Linked DNA regions of Homo sapiens: all the other regions are linked to region 3. The links are chromatin contacts, found by Hi-C or POLR2A ChIA-PET in ENCODE. All regions are on one chromosome and are shown on one strand. The core of a region is the stretch at or near the end of the contact, and the rest is flanking DNA. Distances in the headings are between cores, read along the strand shown. Region 1 has its middle 17 kb from the start of ANKDD1A. Region 2 has its middle 4.0 kb from the start of RNU5B-1. Region 3 holds the start of USP3 (ubiquitin specific peptidase 3). Region 4 holds the start of PIF1 (PIF1 5'-to-3' DNA helicase). Region 5 holds the start of PLEKHO2 (pleckstrin homology domain containing O2).

Region 1 (2,700 bases), core at 181-2,680, 1.4 Mb after region 3:
AGTCCTGGGATTACAGCCGTTAGCCACCTCACCCGGCCAGACAAATGTTTGTTGCATGAATGTCTTGCCCCTCACATCTGTGTTCCGTCCAGCCTTCCTCGCCTCTCCTTTTTCTTGGTGCCCTGGCTGTGGCCACAGTACTTTCCTAGGAGGAGGCCTATGCAGGCGCGTAAGGAACTCGGTGAAGGAGTCAGGGCCCCCAACTCGGCTCTCGCGAGCTTGCTGTGTGACCTCAGGCCAGTCACCTCCCCTCTTCTGGCCTGGGTTTCCACACCTGCACAATGGGAACAGCAACCTCAGCTGCCTGCCGTCTCTGACGTGAGGGCCAAATAAGAAAAGGTGAGAAGCTGGTCGCAAAGCGGTAAAAAAAGCCTTCAGCGCCGAAGCCGGGGAGGAAGCCGCTGATGAAGCTATTGCTGAGAAGTGTGAAGCCCCCACCCGAGGATCCGCTTTTGAAGAGGGACCCGGGGAACGCGTAGGGGGAAACTGCCTTCCTCTTCCCTCAGTGGAAAGGGCTGTGCTCATGTCACTGTGAAACGAAGCTATTTTTATGTAGTACAACTGCGATTATGACAGGGCCTCTTCCTGAAGGGGAAGGGTGGGGAGGAGACCTGAGTCATCAGTGGGGCGGCCGGCCCCACAGGCTGACACAGGCAGCTTGTGGAAACCAGGCCCCCCGCCCTGCCTTCCGCAGGTAGAGGCCCCAGAGAGGGGAAGGGGCCGACCACCTGCTCCCGAGCCATTCTCGGGCTCGGCCAGCCATTGGGCTGGGAACCTGTCAATCCTGGTTGATCTTCCAATGAGCTGTGAACTGGTCTTCCGGGAGGACTTACAGGAGGCTGGAAACGGGGCCTGGCGCGCGCTTCCCTCTCAGTGCGAGGCTGACTGGTTGGACTCGCCGGGCTCTACTGTGGGCCCCACGCTATGTTTAGACGCCCGACGTGTCCCATTTTATTGAACTCGTCCTGCCCCCCAAGTAGGGACGATTTACCTCCATTTTCTAGATAAGGCACTGGGGGCTCCGCGAGGGGATGTGGCGGACTGGAGCCCAGCTGCACTCCTGACGGGACTGAATGCGGGGCTGAGGGAGGCAACAGGAAGAATGAGTATTTTCTTTACTGGAAGGGCAGGGAAAGGTTTCTCTCAGAAGGTGACATTTGAGCTGGGCCCTAAACAATGAGCAGGATTTAGCTGTCTTGAGGAGGGGGAGAGGGAAGGGCATGTGACCCGGAAAGGATGCAGCCTGGGCAAAGGCAGGGAGGTGTGCATGGCTTGTTTGGGGGTGTCGAGCAGGTCGGGGGGGCTGGGTGGGGAGTGGCCGCGGGGCGTAGGTAGGGGAGGGCCTGGCATGACAGGCTAAGGGGTGTAGGCTCCTTGGGGTTCCTTCAGCGCTGTGCAAGCCCTGAGCATCCTCCCAGAGGTGTGGCCCTGCAGAGAGAGGGGAGGGAGCCCACTGGGGGAGGCGAGCTGAAGGAGTGGCCTGTCAGGTGGGTTTCCTGCCCTGGAGCCTGAGCTCAGGCAGTGGCTGCCGTGCCCCGCCGCCGCCCTCTTCTGCCGCCTCCTCCACGCCAGCACTTTTGCATGCAGTACTCCCTTCAGTCGTCACAGCCACCTGCAAGGTGAATATTACCACCTTTATTTCATAGGGGAGGTAACAGGTTTAGAGAGGTTAGAGGAGCCGCCCCAGGTCACACAGCCCCTCTTGATATTCTTCAACAAAAGAATCCTCTCTGACCCCTGCTCTCAGTCAACGGAACAACCAACAACCTCCTTCCTTCAGAGAAATAGGGACCCTGAGGCTGCAACCCAACTGTAATCATCTGCCTCCAGGCACCCTCTGCACAGACTCAGCTGTTAAATATAGATGGCCGCTTAGAGATCCTTTTGTTCTCTTTACATATTACAGATGGGGAAACTGAGGCCTAGTGAGGAAGAGACTTGCTTGGGGCCCCACAAATGGACCTAGATTGGCGAGCCTCTTTTGAGCCAGAGTCTCACTGGGGTTCTAGCCCAGCTGGGAAGTTGAGCAAAGAGGGATAAGTGGGTTACAGCTCAAGGACTGGGGGTGCCTTGGGGCTTCTAGGAGATGAGAGCCGAAAGGCATTCAGCCCTTTAACCCCACTCCAGAGCTTCAGACTGTTCCTTCTCAAGACACTTTACTGCCATCTGTCTGAAAAGTGTGCTAATAAATATGCAAATTTTGGTGACTTGAGAGGACTGGTGTCCTCTTGAGTTGTACAGGGCACAATTTGCAGATTTGTGAGTGATCACCAAGCCCCGAAGATGCAGCGAGGTCTCTGGCAACTCCCTTTCTCAGTCCCTTCTCTATTCCTCTCTTCTTCTTTGTCCCTCTCAGACTGGGACTGGGGGTGGGGGCAGGGGGGGGATTTCCTACTAGGGTGGGAGGAAGAAGGGTGAAGGAAGTAGGGTAGGAGGAGGGGAAGTGTGGAGGACAACAGAGGGAAAGGGTAGAACTTATTTCTGCTGTCAGAAACCGAAACCAAAAGTCCTGGCAGGAGTTAATGTGAGAGGGAGGTCTGTAGCAAGAGGCTGAGGAGCAAAGCCTTCACATCTGAGGACAGCAGCCCTGTCAGAGACACCCTGGCTGCAACCTCGGTGTCACTTAGACCAGGGCTTGCCTCTCATGCTGACAAGAAGCATGCAAAGGCAGTCTGTTTTCTCTGGGGATACCAAAGGCCC
Region 2 (2,757 bases), core at 68-2,567, 1.8 Mb after region 3:
AAAAAGAAAAAATTATTATTCTCAGTCCATATGATTATCTTCATAGAAGATCCAAAAGGATTTAGAAGTATACTGTTCAATATGGCAACCACTGGCCACATGTGGCTATTGAGCATTTGAAATGTGGCCAGTCTCAATTGAGATGTACTTAAGTATAAAATACACACTGGATTATTATATTTTTGAGACGAAAGTCTCTGCACCCAGGCTGGAGTGCAGTAGCACGATCTTCGCTCACTGCAACCTCTGCCTCCCGGGTTCAAGCGATTCTCCTGCTTCAGCCTCCAGAGTAGCTGGGACTACAGGCACATGCCACTGCGTCCCGCCAATTTTTGTATTTTTAGTAGAGAAAGGGTTTCACCATGTTGGCCAAGCTGGTCTTGAACTCCTGACCTCAGGTGATCCCCCCAACCTCAACCTCCCAAAGCGCTGGTATTACAACAGGCGTGACCCACCGCGCCCAGCCAGTTATTTCCTAAATTAAATTAGCACGAATTGTTGCTGGAAATTGAGGTGCAAGCCACATCATAAATAACGGATCAACGTGAGTCCAAGCTTCGGATTCACAAATTGTAGAAACTCCATGACCCTCTGTGGAGACTCACAGAGCTACAAACAAGTTAACTCTCCTTTCAGTTCTCTCAACAGTGAAAGCTATCCAGGACCCTTCCAGAGTGAAGCACAGTACAGGCCAACAAATAAATGTCTCCTAAAGCCCAGGAAAAGGGAAACACTCTCTCCCAAGGCTCAATACGGGGGGAGGTCAGTACTCAGAGAACCCACCCCTTAACCCCTTGCTAGGTCCTATGAGACGTAGCTATTATCATATGGTGAGAACTTTGCATCTCAATGGGTTTCTAACTTCCCCTTACATTGTGAACTACAGCAAGCATGCAAGACTATCAAAACAGACGTAACGCTGGCTGGCGCAGTGGCACACCTTTAATCCCAATGTGTCCAGAATTGGTGGGTTTTTGGTCTCACTAACTTCAAGAACGAAGCCGCAGACTCTCGTGGTGAATCTCAGGGTTCTTAAAGGCGGCGTATCCAGAGCTTGTTCCTTCTGACCTTCAGATGCATTCGGAGTTTCTTCCTTCTGGTGGGTTCGTGGTCTTGCTGGCTCAGGAATGAAACTACAGACCTTCACGGTGAGCATTACAACTCTTTAAAGCAGCACATCTGGAGTTGTTCCTTCTTCCCAGTTGGTTTCCGGCCTCACTGGCTTCAAGAGCGAAACTACACACTTTCAGGGTGAGTGTTACAGCTCATAGGCCAGACCCACGCACGGAGCAGTAGCAGCAGCAATAGCAAGTTACTGCAAACAGCAAAAGAAAAAAAGCCACCTCGGTATCAAAGAAAACACCCCACCTGCCTGCCGCAGCAGGAGCGGGCAGCCTGCTTTTATGCTCTTATCTGGCCCCACCCACATCCTGCTGATTGGTCCATTTTACAGAGAGCCGATTGGTCTGTTTTACAGAGAGCTGATTGGTCCGTTTTGACAGGGTGCTGATTGGTGTGTTTACAATCCCTGAGCTAGACACAAAAGTTTTCGTCCCCACTATATTAGCTAGATACAGAGTGTCCATTGGTGTATTTACAAACCCTGAGCTAGACACAGAGTGCTGATTGGTGCATTTACAAACCTTGAGCTAGATACAGAGTGCTGATTGGTGTATTTACAATCCCTTAGCTAGACATAAAGATTCTCCAAGTCCCCACCACACTCCGGAACCCAGCTGGCTTCGTCCAGTGGATCCTCCACTGGGGCCGCAGGTGGAGCTGCCTGCCAGTCCTGAGCCGTGTGCCGGCACTCCTCAGCCCTTGGGCGGTCCATGGGACTGGGCGCGGTGGAACAGGGGGCGGCACTTGTCCGTGGAGGCTCCGGCCGCGCAGAAGCCCATGGCGGGTGGGCAGGGTAGGCTCAGGCATTGCAGGCTGCAGGTCCCGAGCCCTGCCCTGCAGGGAGGCAGCTAAGGCCCGGCAAGAAATCCAGCACAGCGCCGGTGGGCCGGCACTGCTGGGGGACCTGGCGCATCCTCCGCAGCTGCTGGCCCAGGTGCTAAGCCCCTTACTGTCTGGGGTCGGCGGAGCCGGCCGGCCGGCCGCTCGGACTGCGGGCCGCCAAGGCCACGCCCACCCGGAACTCTAGCTGGCCCGCAAGCCCCGTGCGCAGCCCCGGTTCCTGCGGTGTCTCTCCCTCCACACCTCCCCGCAGGCTGAGGGAGCCGGCTCCGGCCTCGGCCATCCCAGGAAGGGGCTCCCACAGTGCAGCGGCGGGCTGAAGGGCTCCTCAAGCGCGGCCAGAGTGGGCGCTGAGGCCAAGGAGGCACCGAGAGCGAGCGAGGGCTACGAGGGCTGCCAGCGCGCTGTCACCTCTCACCAACACTTTCAGAGGCAGGGGTGGGAGAATCCCCTGAGCCCACGAATTCGAGACCAGCATGGGCAACATGTCTGTCAACATAGGGAGACCCCCATCTCTACAAAAAATTAAAAAATAAAATTAGCCCAATGTGGTGGCTTGCAGACTATAGTCCCAGATACTCGGGTGACTGAGGCAGGAGGTGCTTAATCCCAGCAGTTTGAGGCTGCAGTGAGCTATGATTGCAGCCCTGCACTCCAGCCTGGGTGACAGAACGTGTATCAAAACAAAAACAAATAGGAATGGCTACAGTAACCTTCCAGCAGTCAAGAAGATGACCTTCAGCCAGTACCCCTATAGCAACCTCTGCAAGGGCTTGGGGGCCTTGCTCTCAGAAC
Region 3 (2,700 bases), core at 201-2,700:
AGGACAGATCTTTGAGGACCCAGAAATACTTCTGGGGAAAGGATGAGCAGAGGTGCCCCCGGTGGGTGGATACCATTAGGCAGAGGTCTATGCGGAAGAGGCCGACTTGTGGCGTGGGAGGTAGGGAGGAGTAAGAAGTGATTGACGGGGCGTCCCTGGCTGCTCTAGGACTGCATTGCGGGGAGGTGCCCGGCTCTAACCACTGCCCGGCCCGGTTAATCATTTCCTGACCTTCCTTCCTCCTCTCGCTCTGGCCGCAGGATTGCCACATCAGTCTTCCCCCTCCTCCTGCTCGCCTTCTGGCCCCGAGGCTCCTTCGCCGGGTTTTACAAGGAGCCCCAACTTGGAAGCAATATTTGTAATAGCCCCGGACGTCCTCAAGTGCCCCAGTGAGATCGCAGGCTCGATCCAGGGTATGCCGGCCCAAGCGGCCCCTTGAGGCTTGCCCTCTTCTCTAATCCCTCACTAAAAAGAGGTCAGAGGGTCAGGGATCCAATCTCCATACAGATCAACAAGTTACAGACTCGGTTTCCCCCTGCGGTAAAAAGGGGATGGTAACAGCTGGTAGGGTGTTGCGAGGCTTAAATGCGGTATGGGAAGTGCCTGGCTGGGAGACCTTAGGTATCTAACAAATGCTAGATCCCTTCCCTTCTTATCGCCTGGTAATGGGGAGTTTAGCTTGCCCAGCAATCCCAGGCTACGTTTATCTCACTTGAACTTCCTGGCTTGAAAGTCCTACGATGTGCTGGAGGTAACGCAGATGGTGAGTCACAGTGACAGGATTTGAACGTGGGTTCATGGGCGCCCCTGCGGGCCCACCCACGCAGCATCTAGGTGGCTGGCTAACGCCACGTGTTCAGAACCTAGAAAGGGCTACGGATCGCACCTGCCGCAAGGAGCCTAACGCTAAGTCGGGCGGGACTGCCCTGGCACCCATGAAACCCGCTGCCCGCCTCCCCCGGGGCCAGGCCCTTGGCCTCCCCAGCTTGTTTCTTCGTGTATAAAATGAGGGCCACGGTGCCTGTCTGCCCGAGAGGTTTTAAAGTTCTTCTTTACACTTTGCGGAGCGGCCGGATTTTTACCACGAAGCCACCGAGTAGTCCGCACCACATAGGTTCAGTATCCTCCGCCCACCGCAGGAAACGCCGCGGACGGCCCGGGGTGCCCTGCTCGGCGCCCCACCCTTCCCGGGGCCGGGGAAGCGGCGTGACTAGGAAAGTCACTTCGGAACACAGCCGGACTCTGCGCCACCAGCTGGAGCTCGCCGGGACCCCACCCCGCGGGCTGGGCGGGGGCGGACCCGGGGGCGGGGCGGGGAGGGGCCGGCCTGGAAAGGCGGAAGCCTCCAGTCTAGGGGTGGCTGCAGAACCCGGATCTCGGAGTTACACGTTCTACGGAGCGGGGCGCCGGGAGACGGCGGGCGAGAAAACCCGGCGTCCGGAAGCCCGTGCTTTCTTTGACGCAAGGGCTCGAGACGCAGCCGCCGTCGGCCGAGCGCCCGGCTAGAAGCGACACCAGACGGAGCCTCCGGAGTTCCTCCGCCCCCACCTCGCCGGGTCCTGGAGCCGCAGTCCTCCCAGCTGCCCTCCTCGTGGCCATGGAGTGTCCACACCTGAGCTCCAGCGTCTGCATTGCTCCGGACTCAGCCAAGTTCCCCAACGGCTCCCCGTCGTCCTGGTGCTGCAGCGGTGAGTGCGGCCACGGGCCGGCCCCGCAGCGCACCCGAGGCCGCGGCTCTGCCGGGCCTGCCGTCTAGGGGCCGCAGGCGGCCGGCGCGCGGACTCGGGGAGGGGCGAGGGCGAGCCGGGCCCGGCGGGCTGGGGAGGGTACGCGATGAGGCGGGCGCGTGCGGGAGCGGCGGCGGCTCCTTTGTTTCCCGAGGCCCGACGGCCGGGCCAGCGAAGGAGAGGGCCGCGAGGGGCGGGAGTCCGCGGAGGCCTCGAGCGCGTGGGGGCAGCGGCAGGCGGGGACCCTGGCCAGCTGCGTGCGCCCTTGCCCCGCCCTGCCGTGGCCGGGGGCTGTGCCCGTCCGTGTTGCGGGGTCGCCTGTGGGGCGGGTGTCCGGCCCCCGAGGGGCGGCCGCACGTGTGGCGGGGCCCGCGCCGCGCTTCTCCGCAGACAGGGCGGGAAGAGCGCCGCTCTCCGGGCGCAGCTTTGTCTGGGCTGCGGGGCGCGCGGGGCTCCTCTCCTCCGCCGAACCCGGCCCGGGTTTCCTTTCCCTTCTCCGCAGGCTCGGGCACCTCGAAACCCCGAGAGGCGCTGGGAGCTCGGGCGGCGGAGGTCGGGGTCTTTCATCCGTCAGGGATGGTGAAGTTTGAAAACAGGCTGCGGGCTGAGAAGCTCGGAGGCTGAGCCAACAGCTGCTTTGGAGGGGACTGCTCGAGTTTGTTTTTCAGACCTTTTGGGTTGTCCGAAAATGCGTTGGGATTCCCAGTTCCTGTGTTGTGAAACACTTATTAGATTTATATAAGGCTTTTGAGTAGCTTAAGCGTTTTAACTCCTGCTGGCCCCCTTGGAAGCCCCAGTGCCCTCTCATTGTCTGCTCTAAGCGACTTCTTAGGATCGCACCGGCCACACGGCTTTGCTTACTTCCTGGTAGGGCCCTGGTGCCACCGCTAGTCTTTGTTTATTAGCTTTGAGATGGTCACTGGTATCTTGGGTTATATTAATAGCGTACAATTCGAATTGTGCACTTCAGAAA
Region 4 (2,700 bases), core at 1-2,500, 1.3 Mb after region 3:
ACGTAATGGGTGCTATAGGGGACGTAATGGGTGCTATAAAGGACGTGACAGGGAGCAGGGTCAAGGCTACACAAGATCACGAGGACTGTCACTGGTAACACAAAGAGGTCACAAAGACGGAGAAAGGGCTTTGGGCTAACCGAAAATCCACCCTTAGAATATGCCCTGGGCCGGGCGCAGTGGCTCGCGCTTTAATCCCAGCACTTTGGGAGGCTAAAGTGGGCGGATCACCTGAAGTTAGGAGTTCTGAGACCAGCCTGGCCAACATGGTGAAACCTCGTCTCTACTAAAAATACAAAAATTAGCCGGGCGTGGTGGCGGGCGCTTGTAATTCCAGCACTTTGGGAGGCTGAAGAAGGAAGATCGCTTGAGCCCAGGAACTCGAGACCATCCTGGGCAACATAGCGACACCCTCTAATTAAAAAAAAAATACATACATATAAATACATACATATGCATACATTATATATATGTGTGTGTGTGTGTGTATATATATGTATATATATATATACACACACGCACCCTGCTACACAATTTCCATTTCTATATATCCAATTTCTATATATATATACACACAATATATATACAATTTCTATATATATACACACACACACACACACACATATACACACACACCGTGCTACACAACAATTTCCAGAGCGGCGGATGGGCACCGAGGATTAGGGAGCCTCAGGTGTCCTGCAAGGACCTCACTAGAACAGGGGTCCCTGCGCAGAAAGAATCCTCCTTCCCCGAGACCCAGGGCGAGCACATGAATCCTCAGAGTACTCTCCCCAGGAAGCAGGAGAATCGCCCGTGGGGAGATGCAAAGAGGGCTGCCGTGTAATAAGCGACTTCTGCCTTGTAGGTACATTCACTGGCTTATATGCAGCGGGCAGGTCTCACTCTTCCCCGTGTACAGACGTGGAAACAGGCTAAGAGAGGGAAACTCACTTGCCCTTCATAAGCCACAGCGGCTAGTAGTCAAAGTCAGTGTGATTCCCATGCCCTCGCGCTTCCCACCACCAAGGTGGGGACGAGGTGGAAAATATTCGGCTAGGGAAATCGCGGGGGACCCTGGGACCCTAGAAGCCGTGCTCCCTCAGGCTGACCCATTTGTTTGCACCCTCCCGCCGGAAACCCCTAGATAAATCAGGCTCTTTGCTCCCCACCTCTGGGTTCGGGCAGACACTCACTTGTGCCGACACTCAGATGAACAAGCAGATCGTAGCCGGCCTGTGGCTAAGCTCCGAAACTAGAAATTTTTCAAATGCTAGAGGCAGAAAATCACCCAATCACCGACTGGATCTTTAAATTCTCCAGCCACTCAGAGGTAGGGGCGTAACAATGGGCGTGTCTTTCTTTGCGTCTCTACTCCAGGAGCTTGGGCTGTACCAATTGCCTGCTAGAGGAAGGAGGTTTATGGTGGTGGCTGAGCATACCAAATCCAGTGGACGGCTGGGCGTGGTGGGAGGAGGCCGCCGCTGCGGCAGCCACCCGGCGGCGCGTGGTGTCGGGTCTGAAAACCCTACGCGACTCCGAAGATTTATTTTCAGAACCATCCTTCCAGCACACTCCCTCTCCCCTCTAGCCCGCACACAGAGGCTGGGCTTAGCCTTGGGGAAGATCTGCCTTTGGACTCTCACACCCCTGTTTACACTCACAGTACCATTGTCCAGTTCTGGGCAGACCACCCCAAGGCCTGCCCAATCCCTCCCCCGCCCCCAACTCTACATCCTTCTCTGCCTTTGTAAGGGACTTTACGCTTTGGCTCTCTCACCCACCTGAGGCCCATGAGTGAGAAACTCTGAGACCTGTGCCACGTGCCAGAGGGTACAGCGGAAGCGAGTAGAGTCTCTGTCTTCAGGGAAATTGTATCCCTCTTCTTGCACAGGATGCTGAAAGAATTTACTTTTAATCATCTTTATTATCTCATTGAAGCTTGGAATTACATAGCTGGAAAGGATCTTACAGGTGAGTCTGGCTACCTCATTTTACAGATAATGATAACTACCATGGATTAAATTGCCCTTTCCTTTCCTTTTTCCTTCTTAGGGCTCACTCTGTCGCCCAGGCTGTAGTGGAGTGCAGTGGCACAATCTCTGCTCACTGCAACCTCTGCCGTGGCGCGATCGTGGCTCACTGCAACCTCCGCCTCCTGGGCTCTGGTGATCCTCCCGCCTCAGCCCCCCAGGTAGCTGGAACTACAGATGCACACCCAGCTAATTTATATATATATATATATATATATATATATATATATATATATACACACACACACACATATATACACACACATATATATACACACACATATATATATACACACACATATATATATATACACACACATATATATATATAATTTTTTTTTCGTATAGACGGGATGTCACCATGTTTCCCAGGCTTGTCTCGAACTCCGGAGGTCAAACGATCCACCCACCGTGGCCTCCCGAAGTCCTAGGATTACAGGCATGAGCCCGGACCTTATTTTTCAAATGAGAAAAAAGCAAGGCTTCCAGAGATTTTACTGAAGGTCACATAGCTGATATGGAGAGCAAAACCAAACATTGAACCCAGATTACCTGCTCGCTTAATCACTCCATGGGGCTTAGCTACTACACCACACTGCTCCCAGTCTGTTAGCGGTAGAGGGTGATGACTGAAAGTTGTCCAGGTTCTTGGCGTTTTGAACAAAGA
Region 5 (2,700 bases), core at 189-2,688, 1.3 Mb after region 3:
GCCACCGCTCCCAGCTCTTTCTTTTCTTTCCTTCCTTCCCTCCGTCCTTCCTTCCTCTCTCCTTCCTTGTTTCTTTTCTTTCTTTCCTTCCTTCATTTCTCTTTCTTTTCTTTTTCTTTCTTTCCTTTTTTCCTTCCTTCCCTCCCTCCTTCCTCTCTCTCTCCTTCCTCTCTCTTTCTTTTCTATTCTTTCTTTTTCTTGACCAGTGTGATAATATCAGCCTCAATTTTCTTCATTCCTTTAGCTAAAGGATCCCAGGCCTAGGCATGAGGGAGAAGTGTACCTGCATCTCCTTCCCCCTTGGCCTGGGAGCCCCAGGCTGCCCTTTTCCGTACAGGGCTGGAAGTAGCCTGGGAGCCTGAGGGCTGGCAGAAGGCCGTGAAAGGGGAGCTTGGTCGCTGGCACAGCCGCTGCTATGGCAGCCAGAGCCGAAGAAGGTCACCATTGATCTCACATGCACTTAATTTTCCCTTCCTTGGCATGGGACGGGGTTGACCAGGAGAGCTAAGGGGGAGTATGCGTGTGTGTGTGAGAGGGGAGCGGTGCTGCAGGCTGCGATGCAGCCAGTTACTTTCTCTCTCTGGGCCTCAGTTTCTCCAATGTAAAATGAGGGCGCATGGTATAACTAAAATCATTACTCTCTGCTGGTCCCCACACTCCCACTCTCCAGTAAGGCTGTCAGGGCTGCAAGCTCACCGCGGGATCGGGGGGATGGTCGACCCTCAGATACGGGAGGGATTGAGCGATGCCCAAGGAGAGCAGGAGAACACTGCGCTTGGAGACCCCTGAGAGCCAGGGGCGGGCCGCCCCCTAAAGGGACCCCGGAGTCCCGACTCTCAGCTCCAGCTCTTCCTGTGACACCACCCTCCGGACAGAGACCCAAGCTCCAGGCCCGGCCCCGCCCAGAGGTTCCAGGGAGAAGACCAGGCCACCGCCCACTGCCCGGCGTCGGGGAGGAAAGAGGAGGAGCCTCTGTGTGCCCACATCTCTGGCCGCCCAGGGCAGCTCGGCTCGGTCTCGCAACCCCAGCCCACTGGTTCGGGAGACCTCAAAGGCTCCACCGCCAGCGCCCCCAGCGCTCACTGTGTGCGCCCCACCCCAGCCCTGCCTGCGCGCCGCTCCCGCCACCCTCGCCTCAGTCTCTGGGCCGGAAGCCCCCTCTCCTCCCCCGCCGCAGCCCCCTCCTAGTCCCTCTCCCTCCGCCGATGCGGGAAACCTTCTCCGCCCCGTCCCGCCCTCTTCCTCCAGTTGCATCTCCGCCCGGCTCCTCCGTCCAGTCTCCAACCCAGGCCCCGCCCCTCCCCACCCATTTCCCGCCCTGGGCCGGGCCCCCGGCCCCACCGCCCCCTCCCCGGCCCCGCCCCGGCCCCCGGAAGCCTCACCCCGCCCCCGGCCCCGCCCCCCCGAAGTTTCTTGGGCCCCCGGCAGCCGGCGGGACAGAACGCGGAGAGTCGCCGCCTGGCCGGGCGTAGACGCGGTGGCAGAGCCCGCGCGGCGCTGGAAGCGAGTGGCGGAGCGGCGGGACCTCGGCGGACTCGCCATGGAGGAGGAGGTGAGGGCGGGGCCCGGCGGGGCGTTGGGCTGGGGTCCTCGAGCCCCTCACGGGGATTGCGGTCCTGGGCTCAGGCCCTCGTTCCTGCCCGCCCCACTCCCGCCAGTCTCACCTCAGGAAGAGCCTGGGCAAATGGGGCAGGGGCGAGGGGCTGGATCCATATCGGGGACTTCGCAGACCGCGTCCTCCTTCATTCTCGCTGACTTTCTCACCAGTTGTGGGGCGTCGTGGTTGTTACCGTTCCCATTGGATTGACCAGGAGACTGAGACTCCAGCGAGATTGATGACTTGCTGAAAGTGGCCTGGGTGACTGGGCTCGAACCCCGATTACCGTGGTCGGATCCTGACTCTCTCTCTCTCTCTGTGTGTGTGTGTGTGTGTGTGTGTGTGTGTGTCGGATCCTGACTGTGTGTGTGTGTGTATGTGTGTGTTGGGGGGTTCCTGTCTCAAGGATCGGATCCTGACTCTGTGTGTGTGTGTATGTGTGTGTTGGGGGGTTCCTGTCTCAAGGATGTGACCATGCTTTGGTGGCAGGAGGATTGGAGAAGTTGCTTTTTTCTCCCTTGTATAAGTCTCTGTATCTTTTCCCCCACTCTCTCCCCGCTCCACATCCATCTGAGCAGCTAGCTGTAGGGAAGGAATCGGGAGTCCGGCCCACCTAGGGTCTGATCTTAGTCCCTGCCTTCCCCACCCGAGGGCTGGACCAACTGTGTCCCTGGAGCCTCCTTCTAACCACTCAAAACACTCTTGGCCTGGGATTGGGTCTTGCCCCTGCCCCTGCCCTTTACTTGCAAACTCAGTTCTGCCAGCAGCCGCTTTATCCGAGGGTCCAGCACGCAGCAAGCACTTAATATATGCCTGTGGAATGATTAAGTTAAAATGAGGGGCCTGTTGGGTCTAGAGGAAGGTGAATTTGTTTCTTATCCCCTGAGGGGGTCCCAGCTTCAGCCCCTCTCAGCCCAAGGGAAGGGGCATGTCTTTGCCTCCTTGGATGGGGAGGAAAGATGAAGTTCTCTGCCTTGGGGGAACCCTGGCCAGCTGGGAAGCCCTGAGTGGACCGGACTGCCTGTGTCCCTTCAGTGCCCACCTCCCACTTTTCCAGGGCCATGGATAGGAGCAGCTAGTGGTCCGTCAGGGCTCCCTCTAGG

The links. Hi-C counts contacts between places; a loop is a spot of excess contacts on that map. ChIA-PET counts read pairs that join two places held with the same protein, here RNA polymerase II (POLR2A). Pooled maps may share reads with other maps.
Region 1: a loop to region 3 is called in a map of naive thymus-derived CD4-positive, alpha-beta T cell, with 9 times the contacts of the local background. The contact joins the enhancer-like site here to the promoter of USP3 in region 3. A Hi-C loop is called at or near these places in 1 of 168 maps with a recorded cell type or tissue (naive thymus-derived CD4-positive, alpha-beta T cell), 3 of 37 single-sample maps with no recorded cell type and 11 of 50 pooled maps. POLR2A ChIA-PET finds 5 or more read pairs at or near these places in 3 of 52 experiments (CD4-positive, alpha-beta T cell, activated T-cell and naive thymus-derived CD4-positive, alpha-beta T cell).
Region 2: a pooled map shows a loop between it and region 3 (17-fold over the local background). The contact joins the enhancer-like site here to the promoter of USP3 in region 3. A Hi-C loop is called at or near these places in 1 of 37 single-sample maps with no recorded cell type and 11 of 50 pooled maps. POLR2A ChIA-PET finds 5 or more read pairs at or near these places in 3 of 52 experiments (B cell, activated CD4-positive, alpha-beta memory T cell and activated T-cell).
Region 4: a pooled map shows a loop between it and region 3 (6-fold over the local background). The contact joins the promoter of PIF1 here to the promoter of USP3 in region 3. A Hi-C loop is called at or near these places in 6 of 50 pooled maps.
Region 5: a loop to region 3 is called in a map of ascending aorta, with 6 times the contacts of the local background. The contact joins the promoter of PLEKHO2 here to the promoter of USP3 in region 3. A Hi-C loop is called at or near these places in 1 of 168 maps with a recorded cell type or tissue (ascending aorta), 3 of 37 single-sample maps with no recorded cell type and 12 of 50 pooled maps. POLR2A ChIA-PET finds 5 or more read pairs at or near these places in 2 of 52 experiments (activated T-cell and naive thymus-derived CD4-positive, alpha-beta T cell).

The regions. Positions count from the first base shown.
Region 1 is chr15:64,893,386-64,896,085 of GRCh38, forward strand. No RefSeq gene overlaps it. Among named protein-coding and RNA genes, the nearest start is that of ANKDD1A, 17 kb to the right of the region's middle. RefSeq lists enhancers at 49-158, 309-618, 1,413-2,011 and silencers at 1,159-1,208, 1,249-1,298. Within about 2 kb of position 1,431, at least 37 of the 41 ENCODE cell types and tissues checked have a DNase peak (open chromatin) inside an H3K27ac peak, as active enhancers do; they include CD4-positive, alpha-beta T cell, where a contact is called at or near this core.
Region 2 is chr15:65,299,259-65,302,015 of GRCh38, forward strand. No RefSeq gene overlaps it. Among named protein-coding and RNA genes, the nearest start is that of RNU5B-1, 4.0 kb to the right of the region's middle. RefSeq lists an enhancer at 1,933-2,448. Within about 2 kb of position 1,318, at least 3 of the 41 ENCODE cell types and tissues checked have a DNase peak (open chromatin) inside an H3K27ac peak, as active enhancers do.
Region 3 is chr15:63,503,143-63,505,842 of GRCh38, forward strand. USP3 (ubiquitin specific peptidase 3) reads left to right here and starts at 1,451. Exons shown (of 15, transcript NM_006537.4): 1 at 1,451-1,688. The coding sequence starts at 1,598. RefSeq lists enhancers at 1-524, 3-52, 525-1,317 and silencers at 1,043-1,382, 1,733-1,842, 1,913-2,112, 2,183-2,262.
Region 4 is chr15:64,824,397-64,827,096 of GRCh38, forward strand. PIF1 (PIF1 5'-to-3' DNA helicase) reads right to left here and starts at 1,251. Exons shown (of 13, transcript NM_001286496.2): 1 at 1,173-1,251. RefSeq lists enhancers at 1-194, 1,384-1,513.
Region 5 is chr15:64,840,477-64,843,176 of GRCh38, forward strand. PLEKHO2 (pleckstrin homology domain containing O2) reads left to right here and starts at 1,439. Exons shown (of 6, transcript NM_025201.5): 1 at 1,439-1,552. The coding sequence starts at 1,541. It also overlaps a transcript of LOC124903508 not described here. RefSeq lists silencers at 962-1,281, 1,292-1,731 and enhancers at 1,539-2,062, 2,095-2,646.